4 separate regions of the Homo sapiens genome follow, and regions 2, 3 and 4 are each linked to region 1. The links are chromatin loops, found by intact Hi-C in ENCODE. Cell type or tissue: Calu3. All regions are shown on one strand. Each heading gives the region's core, and the rest is flanking DNA. Links, peaks and the distances in the headings are about the cores only.

Region 1 (7,350 bases), core at 2,351-7,350:
CATTAACTCCAGTGTAATTTTGCTCTTAGCACATGGTCCTTTCTTGATGGTGATTCAAGTACCTCTCAGACTATTGAAGAACACCAGAAATAAATGGGCTGAATATATGGCTTTATAATAGTAAATTTCCAAACTCAGTGCAAAGACAGCCTTTATTATCTATCTCCTGGAGAAAACTTCCAATGTCACCCCTCTTGCCCACCCGATGCTGATCTTCTCCCACACTCAGTAGCAGCAGTGGCTGCCGCCCACTCACAAGAAGGCTTCACACATGGAGCAGGTGTTGCCGTGGATTTTCCCATCTAGACCCTCAATAGGATCATTCTCTCTGGTACAGGGGAGTCGTCCATTCCTCACATAATGACGATATTCACTGCACAGCTCCTGCCAAATGAAGCAGAAGCAGGTTTTAAGAGTCCAATAACTAAACACTAGAAATCTTCCTCCACAATACTGCTTTAAAAACTAAAACATAATGATTGCATGGAAAAGGTGATGCTGAAGGTTGATAGTAACCAAAATGCTTTTCAGAGAACTAGGTCACACATTTGGAACATGGATTGCTGTTATTTATCTCATTAGAAAACCTTCAGGTCAAATATTATTCTGCACTAGGCACTGTGAAAGATACAGAGAAGAAAAATGTATGGCCTCTTAAATTGGTAAAGGAATCTGTGGTATACAGAATAATACCGTTCCACCAAATACGTCTAAGTCTTAATACTTGAGACCTGAGAATATGCTGCCTTACATGGCAAAAAGGGCTTTTCAGATATAATTAAGTTAATAACCTTGAAATGAAGAGATTATCCTGTATTGCCATAATGGGCTCAGTGTAAGGCTCAATCACAAGGATCAGTCCTTAAAACTGCAAGAGCGAGATGGAAGACAGAGTGAGAGGGAGATGTAACCACAGAAGAACAGTCAGAGAGATATAACATTGCTGGCTTTGTAGACAGAGAAGGGGGGTCCAAGAACCAAGGAACATGGACGGCCTCTAGATTTGGAGAAAAAGAGATGGATTGTCGCCTGCAAACTCCAGAAAAGGAATACAGCTCTGCCAACCCTTTGATTTTAGCCCAGTGAGATCCTTTTTAGCCTTCTAACCTATGAAATAAGATAAGAAGTTTATGTTATTGTTGTTGTTTTCATTGTTTTTTATTTTATTTTATTTTGTTTTATTTTACTTTAAGTTCTGGGATACATGTTCAGAGCATGCAGGTTTGTTACATAGGTATACATGTGCCATGGTGGTTTGCTGCACCTATCAACCCGTCACCTAGGTTTTTAGCCCCCTCATGCATTAGATATTTGCATGAGGGGGCTAATAATATTAGATATTTGCATGCATTAGATATTTGCATGAGGGGGCTAATATTAGATATTTGCATGCTCTCCCTCCCCTTTCCCCCAGTCCCCAAACAGGCCCCGGTGTGTGATGTTCCCCTCCCTGTGTCCATGTGTTCTCATAAGTGGGAGTTGAACAATGAGAAGTTTATGTTGTTTTAAGCCACTAAAGTGTGCTAATTTGTTATCGCAACCATAGAAAACTAGCACAGAGTTTTTAATTTCTTTGAAGAAAACACATAGAGGCAACTATAAGTTATAATACAATGAATAATATAACTAAAATACTTTTTAAATTGTTGGCATAACAAGTGATAGAGTTATTAAGTATATTGCACACATGGGAAAATATTTAGGGAGCAGTTAACACACAGTCTGAGCCATGAAAAGTGGCCAGAATTTTGGTAGACAAGAGGGATATTCTGACTGTGAGTAATGGCATATAGAAGGTAAAGTTCATTGTATGTTGAAGAATTGGTGAACTCTCCAGTATGGAACACCCCACTGGACAATGAGATTAGACCAATAATGACATTAACAGCAATAAATATAATATTAAAGAGTGACTACTTAAGATATGTGTGACACTGTGCTGTTATACATTAATAAGTTTCTTGGGACTTCATAAAAATAATATACGTAATAATAATGTCCTTATCTTATAAGTGAGAAAGCTAATATATGAAGATGTTAACTGTAGGACCTTACTGGTAGGGAAATGAAGCAAGGATTTGAACCCTGACAGTCTGAGCCTAGAGTCCAGTTTTTTAACCACATTGTTTTTGTGACCACGTGATAGAAAGCCATGAATCAATGCTTGGGATGTCCCAGAAACCAAAAGGTGGCCAGTATAATTGGTGCATGGAGAACAATGTAGAATAATAGGAAATGTGACCTATGAAAAGTGGCAGGGATCAGACCATGTATGGCACTTCCAGACACTACAAGGACCTTGATTTTTACTTTGAGTGAGGTGAGAAGCCACTGGGTAGCACGACCTGCCTTATGGTTTTAAATAATTACTTTGGCTTAAGAGTTGAGAGTAGATTGTAGAGAGCAAAGGTAAGAGCAGTAGAAATGAGCTCTTCTAAATCACAGAAGGACAAAAGAAAAGAATAATGAGGACCTAAGGCATAGTCTGCAGGAATAATACAAATGGCAGAAGCGTGTAAAATCTAAAGTGCATCATGGGCCTTAAAGCCAGAACTTTTGGTTCAATTCTTGGTTCTCAAGTTACTAACTACATATAATTATAATTATATATGATATTATTTGTATCATATAATATTTATGTTAATATATAGTAAATAATATATCAGTATATAATTGTATTATATGTAACTAATTAAATATATTTCTTAACTTCTTATGTCAGCTTCCAAGTCCTCTTCTATAAAACACAGATAATAATATGTCCCTTCAATGGCTACTACAAATATCAGTCATAAAACTTTATGCCATGATGCATACAGTAGCAACGAATGTACAATTATCATTGTTATCACCATCATGTGAGATGTTAAAGAATGCAAACTCAAGACTCAGAGATGCTTTTATCTCCTCAAAATCTCACAGATAATTAAGTGGGATCCCTAGTTGTTGCTGTTTTTAAGGTAAATATTCATATTCAAAAATGTACTTGAGAAAAATCTGAACATCTGTCTCTATTAGTCTGCATTCAGACAGTAAGATAACAATCTATATATACTTCTTTCTTAGGTAATATAATTGACACAATCAGGGGAGAAAATGGTGATTGATCTCTCTCCTGCACGAGCAATTAATAGATTTAATGTGAATAAATTGAATAAGGAAAGGGGAGTACTCTTGTATATGGGGATCCAAACACATTTTCCCAGTTTGCAAAGAAACTAAGAATACTGGAATGAGGAGGAGGGAATAGGAGCCCTCCCTAGGGAGAGTGATCGTTGAATATTTATGTGGCTCTGATGATCTCAAACAACTACCTGAACTGCTTCTCTCTTAACTTTTTCAGCCTCGACTTTCCCTTTTTCTTCTTTATCATTTTTCTTCTCTTCTTCTTCAAGTTTGCTGTAATAGAAAAAGAAGATATAGGCTGAATATGATTCCCTACTCTTTTTGGTAGTACATTTTTAAAAGGAATGAGGATCTTCCAAACCAACAGTCAGATTCAGTCTTCAATACAAATTTATCTAGTCTGAGAGGTGCTTTTGCTTTAACCAATAGTACAGATAAACTTAGCTGTTTACATTCCCCCTCTAAAGAAGAATAATTACAAAACAAGCATGCATCTTTATCAGTCTGTGGCCCTCAGGTGATCTTATTTTTTGTACGTCGCTAATTTTAATTAACATTCCGAATAAAGCTACAATTGTCTTGATTTTATTTCACTGCTTAAACCTTTCCTCTCCAAGTAACTACCATATCCGTGATAAAGGCAAAGGGTGATGCTAAGTCAGATGATGGGCTCAAAATCATAATAAACCATGTTTTACTTTAAACTAAAAATTTTAAATATTATTTCAATGGAGCTAATATTGAAGTTGAAATTCAAGGTTTAGATTGCAGTAGTGATTTAAGTCCAGTTAGATTCAACTGCTAATCTTTGGGGGTTGAACACAAGCCTAATATTCTGGTATTCTTGCCATTTTCTACTGACATATAGCATGTTAATGCTGGAAAATCCTTAGCATTTACTACATTTAGTCATTACCACAACACCAGCAAATTGAACGGGTGAGAGAAAAACCCTGGCTTCTTGAATTTCAGGCCACTTTTCTTCTAGTGCTCTACTCTGTCAACCTCTCCTTTTAGGGAATTGTATGCATCCACTTAAGGTTGGATCAAGACATGTGAAAGTTAGGAGACATTAACTTTGCACCTCAGCAGGTATTATTTAAATAAGCGTTTTTCTCGGCATTTATTTTAGGGTTAAGTTCAGGAGCAGATTAAGAGCCTAAAAAGGAGAATTAGAAGTGATAATAATTAACCTCTATATTGTCCCACACGATGGAGCTGTAGTCACAGGCTTACCTACACCACTCAGCAAAACAAAGACCTTAGAAGGCCATGAACCTGGCTTAACAAGGAGACATTTTAGTAAACATTTAGGGTATGAGCCTGTTTCCTAAAGGTTTTACTCCACACTAAACCACTTATGAATGTTTGCATTATATAGTAATGTCCTTGAAAGGATAAATAACAATCCTTCCTATTCCATTTATTGTTCAGGCTATTTTAATAGTCTTTATGTACTGACCCCACAGACCTCCATCCAGCTGGCTTCTCCTTAGCTCCTATCTGAATAGACTAACAAATCATAAAATGTCAGGAGTGGGAAAGACATCAAAAAGATCATCCAATCCAAATCATGAAATTTCTGCTCTCTCTTTTTCACAAATGAAGATTATCAAGTGTTAAAAAAAAACCATTAAATTGAGCTTTTTCCCTTGACTTAATTGGAAAATAGAAGGATAATTGAATAAATAATAGTATTGTCACTATATGATTCAATATTACTTAATGTCTTATCCATCTGCTTGTAAACCTTTCTAATATATAACTCACGGTCTATACTCTACACATGCATGAAGGATCTGAGACTCAGGGGCGATCATGGATGAAGAAATTCAGTGGGAGAGATGGGGTGGACACTCACAACACACTGGCACACATGGCACACTTGTTTCCATGCATTTTGCCATCTGGGCCACGGACAGGATTATGCTCCCTGGTGCATATAAGTGTTCCATTCCTCACTTGGTCCCGAAATTCACTGCAGATTTCCTGGGAAATGAAGAAAATATTTTCTCAGAGTAGTTTTCTATCCTTCCTGCATCTTTTCCTATTATGAGGAATATGTAACGTAGAGTAAAAAGTAAAAACAAAAGTGATAACACATAGTAGTAAATCAGTAAGTATTTACAAAGCTTCCGTCATCAATCAGAATTGTCCCATCATTATAGCAGATCTGAAAATATTTATCATCAAAAACATACGTGTGTGTTGTGTTGCATAGCATGGTCTGTAAAAGCTAGGAAAGATCAGAGGTGGGAAGATTCCATAGGCAGGCTTAGATGAGAAGCCTTCCTGGAGGAAATGAGAATATTGCTTACCTGTGATTTGTCTTTAGGGGTCTGAGAAAGAAGAGAAAAAACATGCTTAACCTAAGAAATAAATATATATTTTGTCCAAGTATGGTGGCTCACACCTGTAATTCCAACACTTTAGGAGGCCACTGCAAGAGTGCTTGAGCCCAGGAGTTCAAGACAAGCCTGGACACAATAGCAAAACTCTGTGTCTACAGAAAAATTCAAAATAAAAAAATAAAATAAATTGCCAGGCATGGTGGTGTGTGCCTGTAGTCCCAGCTACTTGGGAGGCTTAGGTGGGAGGATCACTTGAGCCCAGGAGTTCGAAGTTGTAGTGAGCTTTGATCGCACCACTACACTACAGCCTGGGCAACAAAGTAAGACCTGACTCAAAAATAAATAAATAAATAAATTTAAAAAGACATATCTTTATACATAGAGAAGAGAATAAGTCTGATCCCTGGAGAAACTAACATATTTCTGGGAGTAAATTGATTTAAAAAAATTAAAAACCAGGAATGGGAGATGTGGATTTGAAGCAAGAGGGTAAGAATAGGAGTGGAGAGAAGGAGGAATATGTTAATACCACTGGAAATATCTAAGAGGATTTGGCAGCTGATCAAACATAATGGATGAAAACACATTTTCAATTCTAAATGATCAATGAAAAGATAGTTTCACCTAGTAGAAACACTTATTTAAAAAAAAAAGAGTCAGTAAGAAGGCAAATTTTAAACTGTGTCAACTTTTCCCCAAGTAATGATGAGGTTTGTACTGTTGTGGCTATTGTTAAGAAATAGAATAAACAGGCCGGGTGCAGTGGCTCACACCTGTAATCCCAGGACTTTGGGAGGCCAAGGTGAGTGAATCACTTGAGGTCAGGAGTTTGAGACCAGCCTGGTCAACATGGTGAAACCCCATTTCTACTAAAAAAAAAAAAAAAAAAAATTAGCTGGGCATTGTGGCACGTGCCTGTAATCCCAGCTATTAGAGAGGCTGAGGCAGGAGAATCACTTGAACCCGGGCGGCAGAGGTTACAGTGAGCCCAGATCTGCGCCACTGCACTCTAGCCTGGGCAACAGAGCGAGACTCCATCTCAAAAAAAACAGAAAAAAAGAAAGAAAGATAAATCTTGTATGTAGCTATTATATGAGAATAATTCAACATCTCCACACAGATAAATTTGACTCTGCTATGTATAAAATTATAAAAGCATGGAGAGTGGAATAAAAATAACTGGAAAGTCAGAGGCCCAACTTAATAATCTTAATTGGGTGCAAGAAAACCACCACTTGCTCCATAGCTGGGTGGTGACAAAGCTCAAATATGATAATATATGTGCTTTCGTTTTGTAAATTGGAATGATTGAGATCTTATACTCTCTATTTGAAATAACAGAGATATGAATAATGTAAATTGAAATTAGTAAATGGCATAAGTTAATACTCTAACAACAGAAATCTAATAAAAGCCAAATATGGGGAAAATTCCTTACAAAAAGTTAACATTCCACTTTTTATGAAATAAACCTCAAAATTTGAATAATTGTGAAATAAAATTGGTACTCTGGACACTTCTTATCAGGACCCTTTTTGTTCAGGTTAAAAATGTTCTTCATTTATTTCAGGCATGAAAATTAAACAGAAAACATTTATTCTAATAGGATAAGTAAAGAATTATAAAGAAATGAAAAATGTCAGGGCACAGCATCAGCATTCCTGAGAATATTACCTTTGCAGCTTCTCTTTTAGCCTTTGCTCTTGCTCTTTCTTCTTGTTGACTTTAAGAAACCGAAAAGAAAAAGAGAGAAGAAATGGATTTTTTTTTTTCTTTTTTGAGACGGAGTCTCTCTCTGTCACCCAGGCTGGAGTGCAGTGGCGCGATCTCGGCTCACTGCAACCTCCACCTCCCGGGTTCAAGCAATTCTCCT
Region 2 (7,885 bases), core at 1,302-6,301, 250 kb after region 1:
TGTCCCAGTCTGCTGCTGCCATCCATTCCCAAGCTTCACCAGGCCCCAACATCATGTGAATAAATTGATAAAGGTCAGGAAGTCCTGGATTGTAAGCTTGTATGAGGATTCTAAATTCCTCAGTAAAGTTTTGAGGATTTTCACTTGGATCAAGAAAGTACTTCACAATGGCTCTAAGCTTAGTTTTGGACCATGGAGTGAAAGTAGTTACAGCAGGCAGGCCCAGCTGGTCAGAAGGTCTCACTTTGTAAGACATCTGTCTGATTTCTTTTTTTTTCATCATCGTCAGGGCGAAAGGGTAATTTACCAAAAAGGTTAGTGGACTCAGACTATGTAGGTAGAGATACATAAAGAGAAGGAATAGTTGAGGTTAGTTCAGTCAGAGTACAGTCCTCTTTTATCACATTCTTGGTCTTTTGCTTAAGCTTTTCATTTGTTTTTTGCAAAGAATCTTTTAAGGAAGCAATGTTTGATTCATGTGGTCTTTTAGAGGCCTCTGCATACCAATGAAAGAATACGTCCCACTGTTTTCATGGGGCTTTTGATCCCCCCTTTTCTAATGTGCCTCACAAATAATTTTATCCAAATTAAAACTTCCCCATTGTGGCCATCTTAATTCTAAGTTTTCTCTAGTGCGGTTAACCCATTTTTCTAAAAATGCACATGTTCTGGGTCCATAATTTTTATACATAAAATTTACATGGAGTCCTGGAAGGTGGAGTCCCAGACTCTTTGGATTCAAAAGATCCCATTTTAAAAATAAAGTACCTTCCTGAGGCCTGAGACCTCTAACTGAATCCAGTTCAGTTAATTATCAAATCCAATTCAATCCTGGACTCAGTCCAGCCTAACTATTGCTCAAATAAACACATAGAGCTCAGAACACAAGTTGGTGGAGCTCGGAATCTGAGAGCAAACTCACCCATGACCTCCAGCTACAATCAAGAGAGCAGTGAGCACAATAGTCTCCTCAGGTACCTCACCTGGTCACCTGGTGTTCCTGGGGGTTGCTGGAGTTTTACTTTTAATCCCACTCTGACACCAGATCTGTTAAAAGAAAACTTTAGACAAATTAAATTTAACAGTTTAATTGAGCAAGGGAAAAAAAAAGAAAAAAATTGGGCAGCCTCCAGAATCACAGCAGATTCAGAGTGACTCCAGGGATGCCTCACGGTCAGAACAATAAAAGGAAAGTGATGTATAAAAAAACAGAGGTGAGGTACAGAAACAGATGGATTGGTTACAGCTTGGTGCATGTCTTATTTGAGCATAGTTTGAACAGTCAGCGGCATATGAGTGGTTAAGTATAGCTTCTGGGATTGGCTGAGACTCACCTATTGTTACAGAAGCATACTTCAGTCTTGTCTACCTACTAAGGTGGTTATAGTTCATCCACAAGGATTCAAATATGGAAGTATGGAGGCTTTCTCAGGCCATATTTAGTTTGATTTAACAACATGCGCTATGATTCTTTTGGTAGTACAGGGTGGAGGAGGCCTTTTTACTGAGGTGTGTGGGCTCCTGACAAGCTTGATGTTTGCTAAACACTGTCTCCAGCTTCTCCACATCTTTCTAGGGTTGAGGCTGCTCTTTTGTGCTTTCAGTGCCCTTGTTCTTTGTTTAGTGACAAAGAGCACAGGTCCTGAAGCCAGCCTGTCTGTATTCATGGCACAGCTTTTCCAATGGGGAAGTTATTTACCTTGCTGGGCCTCAGTTTTACCAACTATTTTATAGTTGGGCTAACAAACTTCCTTCCTTCTAAGGGTGTTATAAGTAATAAGTTAACATATGCAAAATGCTTACAAAAATTAGTACCTGGGAATGAACACTCAAGATACGTTACACTATTATTATTATTATCCCCTCTCTATCTTTACTTTTAGCTATCCAGCTTCATAATTATAACCTCAGTCAGAGCAGCCACAATCACCAAGCTCATGAACTACTTCTCAACACTTTAATTTTGAGTGATGTTTGGGGAGTTTTATTTGTAATTTCTCTTTGAAGAATTTTACCTTTCTTTAGCTTGTACACAGAATAGAAGTAGGAGAATGGATAATCACTGCATCCAGTGAACAAATTATAAGATTTTTTTTGGTATAAGATTTTAAATTTGAGACAATTTCAAACTTACAGAAAAGATTTGAATACAGTACATAGAACTCTTTTTTTCAGAACCATTGGAGAGTAAATTGCTAGCCAATGTCCTATCACTCACAAATACTTCAGTGTGTGTTAAAGGGTTATTAATGCTGCCATATACGTTTGTGTGGATTAAGTGAGATGATGTATGTGCAAACCCTTGGTTTACAGTTAAGTATTGTATTAATGAAATCATGTTTGTCATTCCATCAAGTCTAGAAAAATTCAGGATTTATTTTTTGGCTGTCAGAAAAAACTGAGGAACTGGGGAAAAAGTCACAGGCTCTATTTCAGTGGTCTTTCTTTTTAAGTCAAGATAAGCAACAACAGCTCTGGTCTCAAATCATTTCAAATATCACAGGTTATGAAAATATGGCTGAAAAAATATGTTACTATGAAAATGTGCCATCAAAATCAAATAAGAAAAAAATCTATTTTACAGGTTATTAGTCACAGTCAACACATTCTATTTAGATCTGAACTCAACCCAGTGAGATCATTTGCAACCTGGACCTCTCAGTTGTCTAATGCCATATAACAAAATACTCCAAAATTCAGTGGTTCAAAACAAGCACAGTGTACTTTTTTCATGATTCTTTAAAAATACCATATAGCTGCTTCACCTGTTTCATTGATTGATGTTTACTGGGGCACTGGGATGGCTGGAGAGCCAGAATACTGGCATTTTGTGATTGGCTTTGGCTATGAGCTCAGTGGAGGCAGTTTGCAAAGCATCTGGTAATTCATGAGTTCCAGGAAAATGCATTCCAAGATATGAAAATTAAAACCCTAGATGTCCTAATGTTTAGCCTCAAAAGACACATGGCATCTCTTCAGCCACATTCTATTATTCAAATGAAGCCATAGGACGTGCCCAGTGCCAAGAGGAGAGAAAATAAACTCTACTTCTTGGTAGGAGGAATTGCAAAGAATGTGTGGTCATATTTAATTCACAACAAACCCATAATAAGAAGATTATCCAGGCTTTTGAAGGATCATATGAGAGACAGTTAATAAACTTGGTGACACCAGCCTGGAGAGAAGATAAACCAAGAAACCCTTAAGAGATTGTTCAGATATTTGGAGGGCTATCATCATGAAGCAAAAATAGATATGAATTTAGGATTGAATTTGAGAGGTTTTTGAAATGTGACTACAAATTACAAGAAAATAAAGTTTAATGGCTCCATACTGAATCCTACAAATAAAGGTTAGCTAATACCAAATTTACTGTGGAAAAGGCTCTTGTAATAGATAAGAATAGATGAGATTATCTTCATTACACTTTCCAAGTCTATGAGGTTGGTGCAAAGGTAATTAATTTTGCACCATAATATCATCATATGACTCCAACAGCCTCCTTAACCTAAGATTTAATTCAAGAAGAAGACACTTAAAACTGCAATAAACAAAGCACTTTAAACCTTATTAAGCTTCTCACATATCATTTCTGGGACTCTATCACAAAAAGTATCAAATTCAATAAATGTTGATGCACACATTATTTTCCCCCATGGGTCTCAATATTTTAAGGTTTTGACTGTCAAATCTATAATAATCTAAGTCAAAAGTACAGCTACTTAAGCCTCAACACTAATTAAAATATTTAAAACATTTCTTTTTTTGAAATGTTTAAAATCATTCACAATGCTTCAATATTTTAAAGAGTTACACTATCACAGGTCCTGAGATCTGGAATCTTTGGAATGACAATATGGATTAGATTATGTCTGATATGACTTCAGCTTCATTTTCTTTCTTTCAGGGTGGAATTATTAAAGTTCAAACCATGGGAAACTATGAATGTTTGTGGAATGCGATGTTGAACAAGAGTAACTTTCAAAGTGGTGCACAAATGCCCTCTTGTGGCCATTTCCGGGATTGTGCTACAGTTTACAAAACAAAAGCAACCTAACAGGCAATGTTAGTGATGGCCATCTTTGTGCCACATCCTGTGCTAGAAGAAAATAATGAATTGAAAAAGGAAAAAAAATATATGTTTAAAGAGGAGGAAGAAATATTGTTTTTAGTTTTTGTTTTACTTCTCAGATGATAAGCCAGCTAAAAGAAATACTACCTCAAATGCTGCAGAAGGCTTAGGACCTTTTATATTGAATTTGGGGGTATGGAGAAACTCAGAGGCTTAGAAACTTTTATATTGGATTTGGGAATATGGAGAATTTAAGAGTAAAGACAAAGTACTCAAATTGGCTGATGTACCTTGAAGACCTGGAGGCCTCTAATCTTAGGAGATTTCATAGCATCCCCTAAATATTCAGCAGTATAGGGGGGATCATCAGGATCCTTCTGTCACACTAGGATTTTGATAAATCAACAGACATTTAGGTCGACACAGGCTGCTACTCAGCCCTCCTTGCATTCCTTAGTCCATGAGTGCCAACTCCAGAAATTCCAACATATTGTCATCAAAAATTGTGGAAAGCATTTAGAAAGGACAGAACTAAGTTTATGTCCTGGACAGAAACTTAGAAAGCAGCACTAATAATAAGATGTACAGGTCACATTTGGATGCCTAAGGTCAACCATTGTCACCTCCTCAACACAACCAGAAGTGTTTCCAAGAATCTCCAAAGTGGTGCCATAGCTAAATGTAATACTATTTAGGTCTTGCCTAGCACAGAGCAGAGCAGGTCTATCAGCTTCTTTGAAGAAGACATCAGAGTTTATTAATGGCCCCAGATCACATTAAGCTTTTTTAGTTCAGAGAATGGCTGCCAGAATCAAGTTCTAACACATCATAAACAATATTAAAATATCAGACTAACAAAAAGTAGCTTAAAAGAATAAAATTGTATTGGTGTGTGAATATGCATCAGACAAGCCTAGTACTGGCTTGGCCTAAGAGTATTTATTTGACCCCAAGTTTATTTTCATTTTACCTATTGGAATAATTACAAAACCTGCTACCATCTATTAACACAACTTTCCTATAAGGCTGTGCTTTAAAAGTTTATCTTTCTTCCATGGTCTTCTGCTGGAAGGTAGAAGAGTCAGAAGAGATAAGAGATAATAAATACTTAGGCATCTAAGTATTTACCAACATATTTTGTTTTTTAAGAGTTCTGGATGAAAGTTCAATTCAAAGATATATGACCCCTTGGGTGTGTAATCATGGCCATTATGATGATATAATGGAAGAGGCTTTGTACCAGAGTCCCTGCATATCCAAAAGGGATACATTCCAAGACCCCCAGTGGATGCCTGAAACCTCGAATAGTTCTGAACTTTATATATACTGTTTCTCCTACACATTCTTATCCATGATAATGTTTAATTTATAAATTAGGCACAGTAAAAGATTAACAACAACAGCTAATAATAAAATAGAGCAACTATAACAACGTACTGAAATAAAAGTTATCATGCACTGTGGCTGTAACTTTTGCAGCTTGAAGTGTGACAGAAAAACTAGCACAATTTTTTCTTCTTCATAGTTTCACAGATAAAGTATTTGTTCTTACTATAGATCTTAACCACTTCAGCATATTATTTTTTTCTTTCCTTATTAAGTCAAGAACTTTTATATTTTCACTTAAAGGAAGCACTTCGTGGCTTCTCTTTGGCATTTCCAAATTGCCAGCATCACTGCTCTTGTACTCTGGGGCCATTACAAAATAAAATATGGGTGACTTGAACATAATCACTGTGATACTGAGACAGTCAGTGTGATAACCGAGTTGGCTGCCAAGTGAGTAACAGGCAAGCAGCATCCACAGCACGGGTACTCCAGACAAAGGGACAAGTCATGTCCCTGGGCATGAGATTTCATCGTGCTACTCAGAGCAGTGTGAAATTTAAAACTTATGAGTTGTATATTTCTGAAATTTTTCGTGTAATATTTTTGAACTCCAGTTGACCATGGGTAACTGAAACCGAGAAAAGCAAACTGGGGATCAAAAAGGCTACTGTACACTAGAGATTGTTCTGAGCTATTGTTAACAGGAATGTGCCAGGTTTATGTAAATATATTTCATTTAATACTTAAATTCAGATTTACGTTCATATATTTGTATTCAACATTTACCTCCAACACTATCCTTTCCCCTGTCTTGCAATTTTAAAACTTCACTCACTCTTTGTTCCTCCCACAAAGTTGCCCCTCTCATCATTGAGGAAGCATCCACTTCTGACTTTCTGCACATGGGGGAGATCCCTCACCATCACAACCAAGCCATAAACAGACAGGAGCTCTCTGAGCATCAGTTTTCTCATCTACCACAGTGTCCCATGCGGACGGCCTTTCCAAATACTATTTAATAATATTGCATCCTAATAATGTCCAACTATTTTAAACCAAATCGTAAATCACACATTTGTATTATGCTTTCTGGTTGTCCAATTACCTTTATTTACTGGGTTTATTTAAGCTTCAGAGGAATATATACGGATTTTATAGCTAAAGCTCAATTAGATTAAGCTCATTTTACAGACTGGTCTCACAGTTTAGACTCAACACTAAGCCTACAAAGTTCAATCATCTCATTGCCGTCTGTGATTAAGCAACCACCCTTTCCGTTTCCACAGGGGATCCTCTGACGTGGTTTTTACAAAATCCTATCATCACACCCTTCTGATTCCAAAGTACAGAATAGTGAAGGGGTTAAACCTGCTCTATAATAAGCACTCCATAAATATTAGCTGTTGCTGTTGTAATTAACGTCAAGCTTTACTATGCTCATGCACTTTTAAATTGTCTTTATATTTGTTTCAAAATCTTAGACATAAATTTCATCAAAGATGAGGTCACATTTCCTAAAGTCTTAATTATCCGGACCAGTGATCACTGAACTTCAAGGCCCTGATGAATAAAAATTGTTTGTATCCCAAGCTCCCTCCCTAAAAGAATTCTAGGCGTTTAGACAAACCTCAACACGAGCCCCCAGGTTCCTCCTTTCGACTGTATTACTTAGGTCCTAGCACAGAGACTTCACCAGTCTGATAACTGACACAGATGCCTTCAGAGTCCCTTGGCCCCATAGATTCAAAAGCCTCCAAAATGGATTTGGCTGCTATAAAACCCCAGCAGGGAAGCAGAGCTCCAAGCTGGTGAAGGTGAGTGTGTGGGGTTCCACTACTGAGAGAGGCATAGGCAGGTTTCACAGTTGTCTGGGGGTGGCCATTTGGGGCCAGATGAAGGGTGAAAAGTTGGGAAGAGATTGTGCAAGAAGAGGAAAACTTCACTTAAATAAGTAAGCATCTAAAACAAGGGAAATAACTGGTTCCTTCAAGAAAAAGGATTCTGCTTTATATAACTCTTGATTCTATAATTTATACTCACAGGTATCATCTCATTGAATCTTTATCCTTTATCAGCACTATAATAATTAAACAAGTGTTTATGGAATGTTAATATAAATCAAATGTGGTGCATGAAACAAAAATTAGGATAGTAATGATGGTATCAATAAAAAGAATAATAACCAACATGCTGGGTGTTTTTGATGTATCAGATATATTTCTAAATATTTCACTGAAATATTTCCTTATATTACCACAACAACCCTCTGAGGTATGTATTAATATTATATATTGCTTTTAAAAATTAAGGCTGTAAAGCTCAGAGAGGGTAAATGCCTTGCCTAAGGTATTTAGTGGTAGAAGTAGAATAAGCTGTGACTCCTGAGATAGATATCAAAGCAACCATTTCTAATATGCAGGCAAGACTGCTAGAATTAAACAGACATCCGGTGCTATGAACAAACAGAGAAAGAAGCAAGTAAGT
Region 3 (7,885 bases), core at 1,064-6,063, 160 kb after region 1:
GGTGGGCATGTCGGCAAAATGACGGTATACCTACTATGTACCCATTAAAATTAAAAGTTTGAAAAAAAAAGTACAGTACAAAAAGCAGGAGCCTGTAGCTGATTCTGCAAAAATTTCACTTTGGGCCCTTGAATAATGATTTTACCTCTTTTGATTTTCTTTTTCCCACTTGTAAAACAATAGGATTAAGACAGAGTGAGATTTTTAAAACACTTTTTTTATTTTTATAGCTTTAGAGGTGCAGTGGCTTTTGGTTATGTGGATGAATTATATAAAAGCAAATCTTGAGATTTTAGCGCACTCCTCACCTGAGTAGTATATATTGTACCTAATATGTAATTGTTTATCCCACAACCCTCTAGAGTAGTTTCTTAAGGTGTTTATTTACTCACTGCAATGAGGAAAACATTTCTGCACATGAACACCAAAAATATATATTTTTTACTTACCCATAAATTATATACATAAGCTACGCTAACATATATAGTATAAAACATACCACAAGTAAAACTTTTAAAATAATTTGAATTTTGGCCAGGCGCAGTGGCTCACACCTGTAATCCCAGCACTTTAGGAGGCTGAGGCGGGTGGATCAGGCGGTCAGGAGTTCGAGACTAGCCTGACCAACATGGCGAAACCCCGTCTGTACTAAAAATACAACGACAACAACAACAAAAATTAGCCGGGCATGGTGGCGCGCACCTGTAATCCCAGCTACTCAGGAGACTGAGGCAGAATTGCTTGAACCCGGGAGGTGGAGGTTACAGTGAGCTGAGATCGCGCCACTGCACTCCAGCCTGGGCAACAGAGTGAGACTCTGTCTCAAAAATAAATAAATAAATAAAATAATAATAATAATTTGAATTTTAAAATATAATAATGAGTGTAATATATTTCATTTTATCCCAGTGAGTCATCATAAGCACCTAGAGCATGGAGTGGCAAACTTTTTCTATAAAGGGCCAGGTAGTAAATACGTTAGGCTTTGCCGGCCATATTCTTTCTCTTGTAAAGATGATTTTGTCTGATGTTAGTATAGCCATTTCAGCTTTCTTGTGGTTGCTATTTGCAAGACATATAATTTTCTATTCTTTTACTTTCAACCAATTTGTATCCTTGAATCTAAAATAGTATCTCCTATAGGGACCCCTTATACATGGTTGATGGGGATGTAAATTAATATAGTCATTTTAGAAAACAGTATGAAAGTTTCTCAAAAAGAAAAAAAAAATTACCATATGATCCAGCAAGCCCACTTCTAGGTTTATACCTAAAGAGATTGAAATCAGGATCTCATAAAGATTATCTGCATTCTCATATTTTATTGAAGTGATATTCACAATAGTTAAGACATGGAAGCAACCTAAATGTCCATTGATGGATGAATGGGTAAAAAGAATGTGGTATATGCATAATGGAATATTATTCAGTCTTATAAATAAAGAAAATGCTGTTATTGTGACAACAAGGATAAACATGGAGGACGTTATCCAAGTGAAATAAGCCAGGCTTAGAAAGACAAAGACTGCTTGATATCACATACATGTGGACTCTATGAAAGTCAAACTCATAGAAGTAGAGAGTAAAATGGTGGTTACTAGAGCCTGGGAGGGATCAGGGAATTGGAGGGTGGATGGGAAAACTGGATACGTTACTCAAAGGGTACAAAGTTTCAGTTGGTTAGGAGGACTGATTCTAGTGATCTGTTGCATAGCATAGTGACTACAGTTAATAATAATTATTGTATATTTCAAAATTTCTTTAAAAAAGTAGATTTCAAATGTTCTCACAATAAAGAAATGATAAGTATGTGATGTGGTAAATATGTTAATTAGTCTGATTTAATCATCGCACAAAGTACACATGTATTATAACATAACATTGTACCACATAATATATATAATTATTTGTCAATTAAAACTAAAATCTAAAACAAAAAAACAAAAACAAAGTCTCCTAAACACAGCAAATAATTGCATCTTGTTTTTTATTTGAGTTTGACAATTTTTGACTAAACTATTTAATCCGTTCAAATTTAACATTATTATTGATATAATTGGATTTGCATCTACCTTTTAGCTTGTTTATTTCTCTACGTTTCATGTCTTTTTGTTCCTCTATTTCTCCTTTACTGCTTTTTTTTGCATTGAGAGAATATTTTCTAATGTAATATATTAATTCCTTTAATTTCTTCTACAATCATTAATGGTTTTGTTTTGTTAACGGCTGCTCTAGAGTTTACTATACATATTTTAATTATCACAGTCTACTTTAAATTTATACTACCATAGCTATTGTACTTATTGTTGTATGTGTGTGTATATATATATAACTTTATATAACATCATACATGTTACAAATATGTTACATAATATATGCTGCAAATCTAACAATATTGTATTTTAATTTTTACTTCATATGATTTTATGTCTATTAAAGAAGCTGAGATATGATGTCTGTTGCAACTACTCAACTCTGCAACTATAGCATGAAAACAGCCATAGGCAACACTTACATGATGAACATTGCTGTGTTCCAATAAAACTTTGTATATAGGCATTGAAATTTGCATTTTATGTCATTTTTACATCATGAGATAGTCTGTCATTTTTTTCCAACCACTTAAATAAGTAAAAACTACTTTGGCTCACAAATTATATGAAAACAGTCAGGGGCAGGATTCAATCTGAGTGCATAGTTTTCCAACCACCTGGACATCGGCAATTATACTTTAAACTCTTTTACGTGACACCCTGAGGCTACCCAGACATATCACCAGGCCAGCCATGGTGGTGAAATAAGGTCAGAGATTGGGCTTCAGTGCCCTGTCTTCATTTCATGAAGAATAGTTGTACTTATAGTTTGTTTTGTTTGTCAGATTGGAAATATTGCTTAACAAAATGGAAGGAAAAAAGAAGGGAGAGGGAAGGAAGAAAGAGAGCAGGAAGGGGAAAAAAGAGTAATCTCAAATGTTCTCTCTAGATCTGACATTTTACTACATTCATGTAAAATAGTACCAAATCTTTAAGAACTCTACTAAATTTCTGTTATTCTGGAAATCTGAATAATATTTGTATATTAGGCAGTATTTTCATTTATCTCTATTAATGTCTTTCTGAACTTTTAAATCTAAGTTTATTTTCACACAGAGAAACAACATTAAGGAAAGGGAACAGATTTTCTACACCTGGACATAAAGAACTAGGAGAACTGAGATCTTTTAGCACCCTCTTGTGTCCATAAGTAGTGATTACAACAGCCTACCCCTCTATTAATAACATCTAAGTTCTCAGATAGTGGGATAATATTCTTGCAACAAAGAACTAGAAGTGATAACAAGGGTTTGCCAATGCTTATTTGTACTTATCTGTTATATTTGAACATATCTTCTACAAATAACAGTTCCCTGAAAAGAAAAACACTTCCTTTCTTCCTTTGGTTTAAATGCTACCCACTCTTTAAAAAAAAGTTTACCATCAACTTTAGCTCATCATAAATATCCTTTCTGCATAATTAAAGCACTTGAGATTATAGGTTTCAACATCAGACATGGGTTTGATTCTTAACTCTGCCCTCTATTAGCTGTATAACTCTCCGCAAATCAATCAACCTTCTCTTCTAAGTGTTTATGCAGCCGTTTATGAATGAATGGAACCCCACCCATATCAGCATAGTTGTTTCACCTGTGACTGAACTAAAAATCACTTTGACTTAAAAGTTAGAACTGGAGACACAAACAACAAAATAAAGAATAGACAAATTGCACTTCATCAAAATTAATAACTTTTTTGTATCAAAAGACACTATCAAGAAAGTGAAATGACCACCTACCAAATGGGAAACAGTATTTACAAATTATACATAGTGGATTCTTCTTATTTGTGTTATTTGTAATACTCAGGTTCTAAAAGTCACTGCAGACATTGAATTAGCAAATATTGGAACGTTGTTCCTAGAGAAATATACACATTTTTATATACACTCTGTGTGTATGTGTGTGTATATGTATATCCCAATTATATATATATTTGCATTATATATTTACATTGTATATATAATGTATATATATTTACATTGTATATATAATGTATATATATTTACATCATATATAATGTTTGGATATATATCATAGATTATAATCTTATATCCTAAAAGTAACTCATTTTGGTAGACTCTATTTTCTTTAATTTACAAAAGGGGAAACAAGGTTCAGAAGAGATAAGAAACTTACCTGAGGCTGCCTCACAGGTCTGAGTTGAGACTCAAACCCGTGCAACTGACCCCAGAGCTGAAACTTTTTGCAGTATACTGCACTGGCAATCTTCTGGTAATCTCTGTATGAAAGCTGAAACAAGAAGATAGAGCAATGCCTTAGTCAACCTCAGCTAAGAATGTGCACCTCTAGCAACTAAATTTTTCACTGCTCTGCATATCTTCAAATGACCACTGATTTGGGGAATACAAATAATTTTAGCAAATAGGCAAATTCACAAATATAAAACCTACAAATAGTGAGAATCGGCTATATTTGATAAGGGTCTATTATCTAAGATATATAAAGAACTGTTACAACTCAATAAAAAATGAGCCAATTAAAACATGGGCAGCTCACAAAAATAAAATACAGTATCTAGGAATACATATAAGCAAGGAGGTGAAAGATCTCTATAAGGTGAACTACAAAACACAGTTGAAATAAATCATAAATGACACAAACAAATGGAAAAATATTTTATGCTAATGGGTTGAAAGAATCAACATTGGCTGGGCATGGTGGCTCACATCTATAATCCCAGCAGTTTGGGAGGCCGAGGCAGGCACATCACTTGAGGTCAGGAGTTCGAGACCAGCCTGGCCAACATGACGAAACCCCGTCACTACTAAAAATACAAAAAAAATTAGCTGGGAGTGGTGGTGCATGCCTGTAATCCTAGCTACTCGGGAGGCTGAGGCTGTGGCAGGTGAATCACTTGAACCTGGGAGGAGAAGCTGCAGTGAGCCAAGGTCATGCAACTGTACTCCAGCCTGGGTGACAGAGCGAGACTCTGTTTCAAAAAAAAAAAAAAAAAAAGAAAAGAAAGAAAGAAAGAATCAATGTTGTTAAAATGACCATACTGGCCAAAGCAATCTATAGATTCAATGCAATTCCTATTAAATTACCAACATCACTTTTCACAAATTAGAAAACAAAATTCTAAAATTCATATGAAGCCAAAAGAGCCCAGTCAGAGCAATCTTGAGTAAAAAGAATAAAACTGGAGGCATCACATTACCTGACTTCAAACTATACTACAAGGCTACAGTAGTCAAAATAGTATGGTACTGGTACAAAAATAGACCAGTGGAACAAAATAGATAGCACAGAAATAAAGCCATAAATCTAAAACCATCTGACCTGACAAAGCTGACAAAAAGAAACAATTGGGAAAGAATTTTCTATTTAATAAATGGTGCTAGGATAACTGGCTAACCCTATGCAAATGAACGAAACTGGAACCCTGCCTTTCACCATATACAAAAATTAACTGAAGATGGATTTTAAACTTAAATATAATGCCTCAACCAATAAAAATCCTAGAAGAAAACCTAGGAAACACTTTTTTGGACACTGGTCTAAGCAAAGAATTTATGACTAAGCCCTCACAAGCAAATGCAACAAAAACAGAAAGTGACAATGGAGACCTAATTGAAATAACCAGCTTCTGCACAGCAAAGGAAACTACCAAAAGAGTAAACAGACAACCTTCAGAATAAGGGAAAACTTTTGCAAACTATGCATCCAACAAAAGTCTAAGATCCAGAATCTATGAGGAACTTAAGCACATATACAAGCAAAAAAAACCCCATTGAAAAGTGTACAAAGGACATGAAAAGACACTTCTCAAAAGAAGACACATAAAACAATTCCAATATTATTAATCAACAGGGAAATACACACCAAAACCACCATGAGATATCATCTTACCCAGTGAGAATGGCTGTTATTAAAAAGACAAAAAATAGGGAGCCAAGATGGCCGAATAGGAACAGCTCCGGTCTACAGCTCCCAGCATGACTGACACAGAAGACGGGTGATTTCTGCATTTCCATGTTAGATACCGGGTTCATCTCACTAGGGAGTGCCAGACAGCGGGCGCAGGCCAGTGGGTGTGCACACCGTGCGCGAGCCGAAGCAGGGTGAGGCATTGCCTCACTTGGGAAGCGCAAGGGGTCAGGGAGTTCCCTTTCAGAGTCAAAGAAAGGGGTGATGGATGGCACCTGGAAAATCGGGTCACTCCCACACGAATACTGCTCTTTTCCGTCGGGCTTAAAAAACGGCGCACTACGAGATTATGTCCCACACCTGGTTCGGAGGGTCTTACGCCCACGGAGTCTCGCTGATTGCTAGCACAGCAGTCTGAGATCAAACTGCAAGGCGGCAGCGAGGCTGGGGGAGGGGCGCCCTCCATTGCCCAGGCTTGCTTAGGTAAACAAAGCAGCCTCGAAGCTCCAACTGGGTGGAGCCCACCACAGCTCAAGGAGGCCTGCCTGCCTCTGTAGGCTCCACCTCTTGGGGCAGGGCACAGACAAACAAAAAGACAGCAGTAACCTCTGCAGACTTAAATGTCCCTATCTGACAGCTTTGAAGAGAGCAGTGGTTCTCCCAGTACGCAGCTGGAGATCTGAGAAGGGGCAGACTGCCTCCTCAAGTGGGTGCCTGACCCCTGACCCCCGAGCAGCCTAACTGGGAGGCACCCCCCAGCAGGGACACACTGATACCTCACACGGCAGGGTATTCCAACAGACCTGCAGCTGAGGGTCCTGTCTGTTACAAGGAAAACTAACAAACAGAAAGGACATCCACACCAAAAACCCATCTGTACATCACCATCATCAAAGACCAAAAGTAGATAAAACCACAAAGATGGGGAAAAAACAGAACAGAAAAACTGGAAACTCTAAAAAGCAGAGCACCTGTCCTCCTCCAAAGGAACACAGTTCCTCACCAGCAACGGAACAAAGCTGGACGGAGAATGACTTTGACGAGCTGAGAGAAGAAGGCTTCAGACGATCAAATTACTCTGAGCTACGGGAGGATATTCAAACCAAAGGCAAAGAAGTTGAAAACTTTGAAAAAAATTTAGAAGAATGTATAACTAGAATAACCAATACAGAGAAGTGCTTAAAGGAGCTGATGGAGCTGAAAACCAAGGCTCGAGAACTACGTGAAGAATGCAGAAGCCTCAGGAGCCAATGCCATCAACTGGAAGAAAGGGTATCAGCGATGGAAGATGAAATGAATGAAATGAAGTGAGAAGGGAAGTTTAGAGAAAAAAGAATAAAAAGAAATGAGCAAAGCCTCCAAGAAATATGGGACTATGTGAAAAGACCAAATCTACGTCTGATTGGTGTACCTGAAAGTGATGGGGAGAATGGAACCAAGTTGGAAAACACTCTGCAGGATATTATCCAGGAGAACTTCCCCAATCTAGCAAGGCAGGCCAACATTCAGATTCAGGAAATACAGAGAATGCCACAAAGATACTCCTCGAGAAGAGCAACTCCAAGACACATAATTGTCAGATTCACCAAAGTTGAAATGAAGGAAAAAATGTTAAGGGCAGCCAGAGAGAAAGGTCAGGTTACCCTCAAAGGGAAGCCCATCAGACTAACAGCAGATCTCTCGGAAGAAACCCTACAAGCCAGAAGAGAGTGGGGGCCAGTATTCAACATTCTTAAAGACAAGAATTTTCAACCCAGAATTTCATATCCAGCCAAACTAAGCTTCATAAGTGAAAGAGAAATAAAATACTTTACAGACAAGCAAATTCTGAGAGATTTTGTCACCACCAGGCCTGCGCTAAAAGAGCTCCTGAAGGAAGCGCTAAACATGGAAAGGAACAAC
Region 4 (7,885 bases), core at 1,163-6,162, 220 kb after region 1:
ATCTCCACGAGGCAAGAATTTGGCCTTTTTTGTTCAATGTTTCTGGTGCAATCATGAGCAATTAGAACAGTGTCTAGCAGAGAGCAGCTGTTCTGTAAATGTTTCTTGTATTTTGCAAAAAGTGAAGAAATTTAAATGATAGAGCTTCTACCCAAGGGCAAGATAGTAAGGGTACACAGTTGAATATCTCATGATTTTTGCTTTCAAGTGCCTCACAGTCTTGATGCAGAAGATATGCGTGCATAACCAACTAAACATACTCAACACGGTGCAGCATAACAGAGGCACGGACATGGGAACATGGGAACCAGCACAAAGAACCATTCATGCTCCCTCGGAAATCCGGAAAGATTTCTCTGATGTAATAATATTTGATCCATGACTTGATGAATGATAAAGGATTTGAAGACATGGAGAAGGAGAAGGAAGGGCATTTCAACCACAGAAGAAAGCTTAAACCAAAACTCAGACTATGGCAATGCTTGACATTCAAGGATAGCCTTATAATCCTTCAAACTTACCTACCTTTATTAAGAAACAGATTTCATTAGGATACCTTCCATGCTTGGTCCTGCATAAATGCTACCTCATTGAATCCTCATACTTAGTACAAAAATTAGATATGATTATTCCCTTTTGAAATGATGCAATTGAGAATCTGACAAGATCACCCAGTTGAGTAACGCTGGAGCCAAACTCGAACAAAAGTCTGTGTGACTGATTTCCTTTTGTATTTATTTTGAGAGTGAGAGGAATTACTTTCTTTTTAAGAAAATTAATTTTATTTTATGTTCTGGGATACATGTGCAGGACATGCAGGTTTGTTACATAGATAAACGTGTGCCATGGTGGTTTGCTGTATCTATCAACCCATTACCTAGGTGAGAGGAATTACTTTTTAATATGTACTAATTGACAGAATGTTTTCTTCAAAATTTAGATCCAAAAATTATTAAAGTGGCATATGTTACCATGTGAGAGGGAAAAATGAGGGGAATATGGAAATGTGTATATACTTCTAAAAGTTAACAATCTCCCACACTAATCCGATTATTCCCAAACCAGCCATATCAGCAACCAATATTGTTGCTGTTGTCCCTGACTGTTCAAACATATCCAAACATATTCACATGTAGAGTGGGGTTTGGGTGAGTGCTTTACTCTGCAGCTTGACTGTCACTGAATAATTTCTCATGGCATTTAGTTTAGGTAAACAGATAGAAATCTTTAAAAAGCTATTCAATATCTCATTATTTCCCTATTGATAGACTTTCATATCATTTCTATTTTTTCAGCTTTTCAAAGGATTCTGCAATAAACAAGCTTATATGTATAAGCACATGCACTAATATTTATATATAAATATTTTTATTTAATGTTTTTATAAAAGGTTTTCAAAAATTGAATTGCAAGATCAAAGGGCATTTTAAAAAATGCTAATGGACATTGTGAAAAAGCCTTCAAAATGTAGCCACTCCCTTATTGGCCCAAATGGACACTTTATGGACTCACAGCATATAAGTAATTTTCTAAACTTATAACTGATGTACAAAAACTGCATGCATTTAAAGTATACACTTAAAGAATTTAAACATATGCATATACTCCCAAAACCACACAATTTAAATACTGAACAATCTTGGAGCTCACAAATAAGTGGGAGATACAAAAAATCATCAGATAATCCTACATAAACCTATAATTACATTTTGAGAGACTTGCTTGGGAAGGAAGGAAGATGGTTCTCTTGGAAGCTGTCACAGATGTGTATCAACTGGGTGAAGGAAGGTTCCTAAGGAAGGGAGACATGTGCTGAGATCTCAAAAGAGAAATAATAAAGTGGTTGAATAGGACAAAATTCATAAGGCAATGAAGGAGAAGAGGCATTTATAGTTGAGTGAATGGCATTTGCAAAAGCCCTGTGCTAGGTATACTGTTCTCTAGCCATGAAGAAACGTCAAGGTGGCTGGAAAGCAAATAAGAAGGAAGAAAGTAAGTCTTACAGGACCTCATAGGTTATGGTCAGGATTTTATTCTTAAATCCAAGAACAATGGAAAGCCACCAAAGGATTTTGAGCATTGGAACACATATGATCATTGTTGCATTTTAAAAATATCAGTTGGCTGTTGTGCAGGCTAGACAGAGGGGTCCAGAGTAAAGCAAGAAGCCAGCCAAAAGCTCTTGAGCAAGGGAGGGTCAATGCAGACAGAACCATGTGGAAGGATTCAAGAGAATATTAAGACATTAGGTTGACAGGACATGGTGATTAGTTCTACATGACGTGTCAGGGAGAGGGAAGTATCAGGAATGACTCGTAGGAGTCTGACTAATGCAAGTGGATATGGTTGCATATGCAGTGTTGCCACTCAGGTATATGGAGAACATTGGATACAAAATTTCCCAAGGCTTTTCTGGGCTCTTAGGATAAATACAGGGCCATGACCATGACACCTAATGCATGGTTTGACCTTGGCTTGTGTCCCTGTGCTCCTGCTGCCACCTGTGCACTGAAACACAGGTGATGTTTCAGTTCTTTGAAGAAGCCAAGTTCTCCTTATCCTCAGGATATTCATGCACTTAGTACCTTCCACACAGAATATTATTTGGTTAAGATGGGTTCTTCCAACCTCAAGTCCCAACTTGGCATGTCCATAGAAATGACCTAAAATAAACAGGCAATCTCTTGTCACTGTGACCTTTCTTAGGATCCTATTCTTTTCCTTTATTGTTATTATCATAACTTATAATTATCCTTTTACCCATGTTTATTTGTGTGGTTTCTATCTCTCCCTTTACACTGTGAAATCTATGGAGATATGGGTCATGACAATTTATTACTGTATGCTTCCTGTCCAGCAAAGATCCTGCAACTAATATTCAATAATTATTTGCTGAATCGAAAATATATGGAGGAAACAATGAATGACCAATAGCTATCACTGTTATTATGGTCATTGTCAGTATCAGAAAACAAGTTCTCATTTGATAATGAGAGAGTTAAGGACAGAACAAAGAATGCACCATTTAACAATGCTTGAAATGAAGTCAGAGGTAGTTACTAGAAAGGGGGAGCATCAGGTAGTTGCCATTTAGTTGTGAATCCCCAGTGAAAAATTTAATGCAATAGAAGGTGCTGATATTTCTCATTATCTACCTTGCATATATACACAAATGTTTTCCTTGATTTTGCTAATAATGAGCGCCCTCTGCTGTCTTTAATCTGCCTCAATAGCCTGCGAGCTCTTCATCTGGTTGCTTTCTAAAATAAAAAATAATGTAGCAAATAAATTGTACTTACCTGTCTGGTTGTACTGCCTATCTTAGACATGAAACTAAGAAATCATATAATTCATACCTTGCATGGCTTGACCCTCCAGCACATAATAAAAAGGGATTTACAGCTAGCTTAGGGAGAACAATCATACCCTAGGCATTGTCTTGGGTCCCTAATCCCATCTTTGGAAATGGCACTTCTCCGACCTCAGTCACCTGAGATACCAACTGTTCTTCCCCATTGAAATGTGTGACTAGTTATCAAAATTTTAGACACCATGTAATTCTGGACCTTGCATTTCCACTTTCAAGGTTTTTCTGAAGACATAAAGACAAAAATGTATGCAAAATATGCATGCTCACTATAGCACTTTTTATAATAACAAAAAATATAATTAGATATTAGAAACAATATAATATACATTATATAAATTAAATTAATATTCACATAGATAACAATTTAAATAAGGCATATGTCATTCATATGTGCAATGTATCATTCATGTATGTTTGTAAATATTTAGAAAATGTCTTGAAAAAAGCACATCAATGTGAACAGTGGTTTCCTCTAATTTGTGGAATTTATGGATGAAGAGAATGAAAGTTACATATATGCATATATGTAACTACAGTTATACATAATTATAGTTGTATATAATTATATATAACATGTTAATTATATTCCATATGATTATATGATAATTATATGTATATATTTCTATATTCTGATGATCTTTAAAATAATTTTTAAACTTTTTAAGATAACTATAGATTCACATGAAGTTTTAAGAAATCATACAGAGCAATCCAGCATATTTTCTACCAAGTTTCCTCCAATGGTAGTATCTTGCAAAACTATGCTGCTACATCAAAACCAGTATGCTGACATTGATACAGGTAAAACACAGAATATTTCTGTCCTCATAAGGATCTCTCATACAGCTCTTATATAACACACTCACTTCCTTCCTGCCCCCATCGTCTCCTTAACCCCTGGAAATTACAAATTTGTTCTTTATTTCTATAATTTTGTCATTTTGAGAATGTTACATAAATAAAAGTATACAAAATTTAACCTTTGGGGTTTGACATTTTTTCACTCAGCATAATTCTCTAAGGATGCATCCAGGTTACTGTGTATATAAATAGTTTGTTCTCCTTTTTTGTTGAATAGTATTTCTTTACAAAGATGTCCAAAATTTATCCATTCATCCACTGAAGAACAACTGTGTTGTTTCCAGTTTTTGGCTACTAAAATAAAATTGTTATGACCATTTGTGTACAGGTTTTTGCATAAATATAAGTTTTTGTTTCTCTGGGATAAATGCCCAAGAGTACAATTGCTGGGTTTTATGGTAGTTGCATGTTTAGTTTTTTAACAAAATGTCAAACTATTTTACCAGAGTAGCTGTACTGTTTTACTTTCACACCAGCAATGTGTGAGTGATCCAGCTTGTCTACATCCTCACCAGCATTTGGTGTTGTCACTTTTATGATAATGTTTATCATCAGTTTCTGCCTGCCTTCCCAAACATAATTTGTCCCCAGATTCCTTCTTAATCCCTCTGTTTGATACACCCCTGGAAAAAAAACCTTCCAACCCAGTAAACTGTCAGATTACTGCTATTACTCAGAGTACAATGGCAGAGAACTTTATCCCCAATCTTTTCCATTTAATACCTTAGTGAAGACATAGAGAGGCATCCTTCTCAAATATGCAAAACACTGGGAGAGAGAGAGCAATGAAAGGCTTAATAATATGACTAGTGGAACAAAACAAAGGGGCCAACCCAATCAGATACAACTTAACAGAAACAATCCCATTTATTCAACAGAACCAACACCGACTATCTTCAGGCTCTGTGCGATGTGCTGAGGATACAGACATGTACATTAGAGTCACTAACCATTTAACTTGACAGTCTAGAAAAGAGACTTTGAAATAAGTATGAAAACAAATACGTTTAAACTTATATTATTAATGTGTCTATTGATTTAACATAGTGTCTGACTCTTTTTTTTTCAATCAGCATTAAAAAACTATGGATGAATTTGAAGTTGGGGAATAATTCCTGTATTTTAGGAAGTCTCCTTCTGTGTATGGATGATGGATTAGAAGGGGACCTTTGGGAATACAAAAGTCACTTGAGAGATTAACACAGTAGTTTGAAGGGAAATGACAAGATCTGCAGCTGGGAACAGTGGCTCATGCCTCTAATCCCAGCACTCTGGGAAGCTGAGGCAGGAGGATCGCTTGTGCCCAGGAGTTCAAGACTAGCCTGGGCAACATGGTATCTAAAAAAATACAAAAAACATTAGCCAGGCATGATGGTATGTGCCTATAGTCCTAGCTACTCAGGAGGCTGAGGTGGGAGGATCACCTGAACCCAGGAGGTCCAGGCTGCAGTGAGCTGTGATGGCACTATAGCACTTCAAAAAAAGAAAAGAAAGAAAGAAAGAAGAGAGAGAGAGAGAGAAAGAAAGAAAAAAGAAAGAAGAAAGAAAGAAAGTAAGTTTTAGGAACAGTACCAGTGGTGATCATGAAAAATGTGTGCAATAGTTGTGAAAAGGGTTGATAAGGCTTGCTTACCAATCAGAAAGGAGGCTGATGACAGAGAGTACTTAGGATTATTCCCAAGTTTCTGTCTCAGGCAACCACTAAAATGTCTGTGCTGTAAACTGAATAGCAAATTAAAACATAGGAGTGGGTTTTGAAAGAGAGACAATGAGTTCAGGTAAAAATGTTTGAGTTGAACCTAAAAAAGAGCATCCCTTGGAGGTGTCTTATAGGTAACTAAATCTCTTCTTTAAAAAAAAAAAAAAGGTATAGATTGTAGCCATAGATTTTAGAGTTCCTAACATAAAGATTATATTGGCGTCCATGGTAGTACATAAGATTCTCCAATAAAGGTTATACACAGAGTAAAAATAGAAGGGGAATCAAGTTTAGTATCTTTGGAGGTATCAATGTCCAAGGGAAGTCAAAAATAATAAGGGCCATTTAAAGAAACTGAAAAATAGTGGTCAAATAGCAGAAAACTAAGGTAGGCGGAAAGATGGCATGTAATTCAATAGAAAAGAAAATTGCAAGTATGAGAGTCATCTAAGGTGACAATTACTTTGAAGTCATCAAGTAATGTGGTCAATTACATTACATTAATCATATTTGGCACTGCTCTTTCCTATAGGATAATTATACATCCCCTTCCTAAAGAAGTCAAACATGGTCAAATGACTTGCTCTGGCCAATTAAACATGATTGGAAGTCATATACTTCACTTTTAAGAAGAAGCTTTAAGAGTTAGCTCATTGTTCACCAAGTTCTCTTTCCCTGTAAACATAAGCAAAATGCACAAGAGAGACTATTCCATCAGCTCCTGTATAGAATTCATAAAACATTGATCATAGCTACAGCCAACCAAAGATGGCCACATACTGTGAGGAACAAGTGACACACTGTGCACGTAAGCCACTGAGATTTGGGATTATTTATTACTGCAGCTGGGCAACCTAATCTATCATTATAGGCATAGGTAAAATAAGGAAATAAAGTAGGAAATTTCACAGAGTGAAAGCTATTTTAGTTGCCAAAAAATGGAAGTCAAGCAATGGAAGGAAATTAAGATAATATCCCTAGAGATAACATTTAACATCATCTTAGTCAGAAACCAATTAAGAAACAGAAACTACTCAAAGTACTTACAACAGAAGGAATGTAATGCAAAGAATTGATTGAATAGACATTAGAAGAGCTAAAAGTCAAGTAGGTGATGGTAAGGCACCCAGAAACTGACAACAGGAGGAAACCACTAACTTCAGCTGGAGAGAAAAAGAAAGGAGGTGGTGTAACCAGAGCCCAGAGGCTGGACTCACCCAGCAAAAGCTGGGACCAAGGCAGGCCTATCTAGCAGGACCTGGAGCTCAGACGTGGTACAGTCATTTCCAGAGACTTCTCCCTAATACAGAGCCAGAAAGGGTCATACAATAGTTTTCCTCTTTTCCTACTTCCTATCTACTGCCTGCGCCTCCCAGGGGCAGAACCTAGCCCAAATGTCAGCTGATTTGGGAACCTGAGAAATGCAAGCTGCAGCAATCAGTATCATGTTTCCTGTCCTGCCTCAACACACAGCAGAGCAGAGCAGAGCAGAACAGGGGAAGTGGAGGAAATGGACCTGACAGCAAACAGTCCAAAGACTGACACAGGCCAGGTCTGAAGGTCGATGGTGGCAGACATTCTAGGTAGGAAGAAACTTGATTTTTCATTAAGGTGTAAGAGTGTTAGAGGGAAAAGGATTTAGTTATCTGTTCAGTGTGGCTGGAGTAGAGCGCATGTGAAGAAAGGAATGTAGATAAGAAGACTAGACGTGTAACCAAAAGCCAGATCATGAACAGCCTTGCATGCCATGCTCAGAAGCTTGAAATCTGCTCTACAGGCCGTCATGATATTACCAGAATAATTCCTTGGAAAGATAATTCTGTCATCACTGTAGATGACAGAGTAAAGGAAAGAAAAGATAGTTCATCACCCATTTGCCTAAGGATGATGTAGTAAAGGCCTAACTTGGTGGAAGGATTGGTGAAAGCTATTGAGTGGCCATAGCTTAACTACAA

The links. Hi-C counts contacts between places; a loop is a spot of excess contacts. Peaks named below come from ENCODE experiments on the same cell type or tissue, not always from the same donor. Only the 100,000 strongest peaks of a DNase experiment are listed, where the experiment ranks them.
Region 2: a loop joins it to region 1, with 4 times the contacts of the local background. A loop is called at or near these places in 13 of 110 quality-filtered maps.
Region 3: it touches region 1 in a loop (10-fold over the local background); 42 of 110 quality-filtered maps call a loop at or near these places.
Region 4: it touches region 1 in a loop (5-fold over the local background); 5 of 110 quality-filtered maps call a loop at or near these places.

Annotation. Positions count from the first base shown.
Region 1 is chr5:148,104,802-148,112,151 of GRCh38, reverse strand. It overlaps SPINK5 (serine peptidase inhibitor Kazal type 5), which reads right to left. Exons shown (of 33, transcript NM_006846.4): 16 at 7,152-7,200; 17 at 4,988-5,115; 18 at 3,315-3,399; 19 at 257-384. Among named protein-coding and RNA genes, the nearest start is that of SPINK5, 44 kb to the right of the region's middle. In Calu3, for the core only: no CTCF peak of the experiment used is centred there; a DNase peak (open chromatin) is centred at 4,351.
Region 2 is chr5:147,853,856-147,861,740 of GRCh38, reverse strand. No RefSeq gene overlaps it. Among named protein-coding and RNA genes, the nearest start is that of SCGB3A2, 21 kb to the left of the region's middle. In Calu3, for the core only: a CTCF peak has its summit at 4,027 (motif pointing left); a DNase peak (open chromatin) is centred at 4,010.
Region 3 is chr5:147,945,252-147,953,136 of GRCh38, reverse strand. No RefSeq gene overlaps it. Among named protein-coding and RNA genes, the nearest start is that of C5orf46, 43 kb to the right of the region's middle. RefSeq lists an enhancer at 6,234-6,806. In Calu3, for the core only: a CTCF peak has its summit at 3,216 (motif pointing left); no DNase peak of the experiment used is centred there.
Region 4 is chr5:147,882,548-147,890,432 of GRCh38, reverse strand. It overlaps a transcript of C5orf46 not described here. Among named protein-coding and RNA genes, the nearest start is that of SCGB3A2, 7.8 kb to the right of the region's middle. In Calu3, for the core only: a CTCF peak has its summit at 3,199 (motif pointing left); a DNase peak (open chromatin) is centred at 3,222.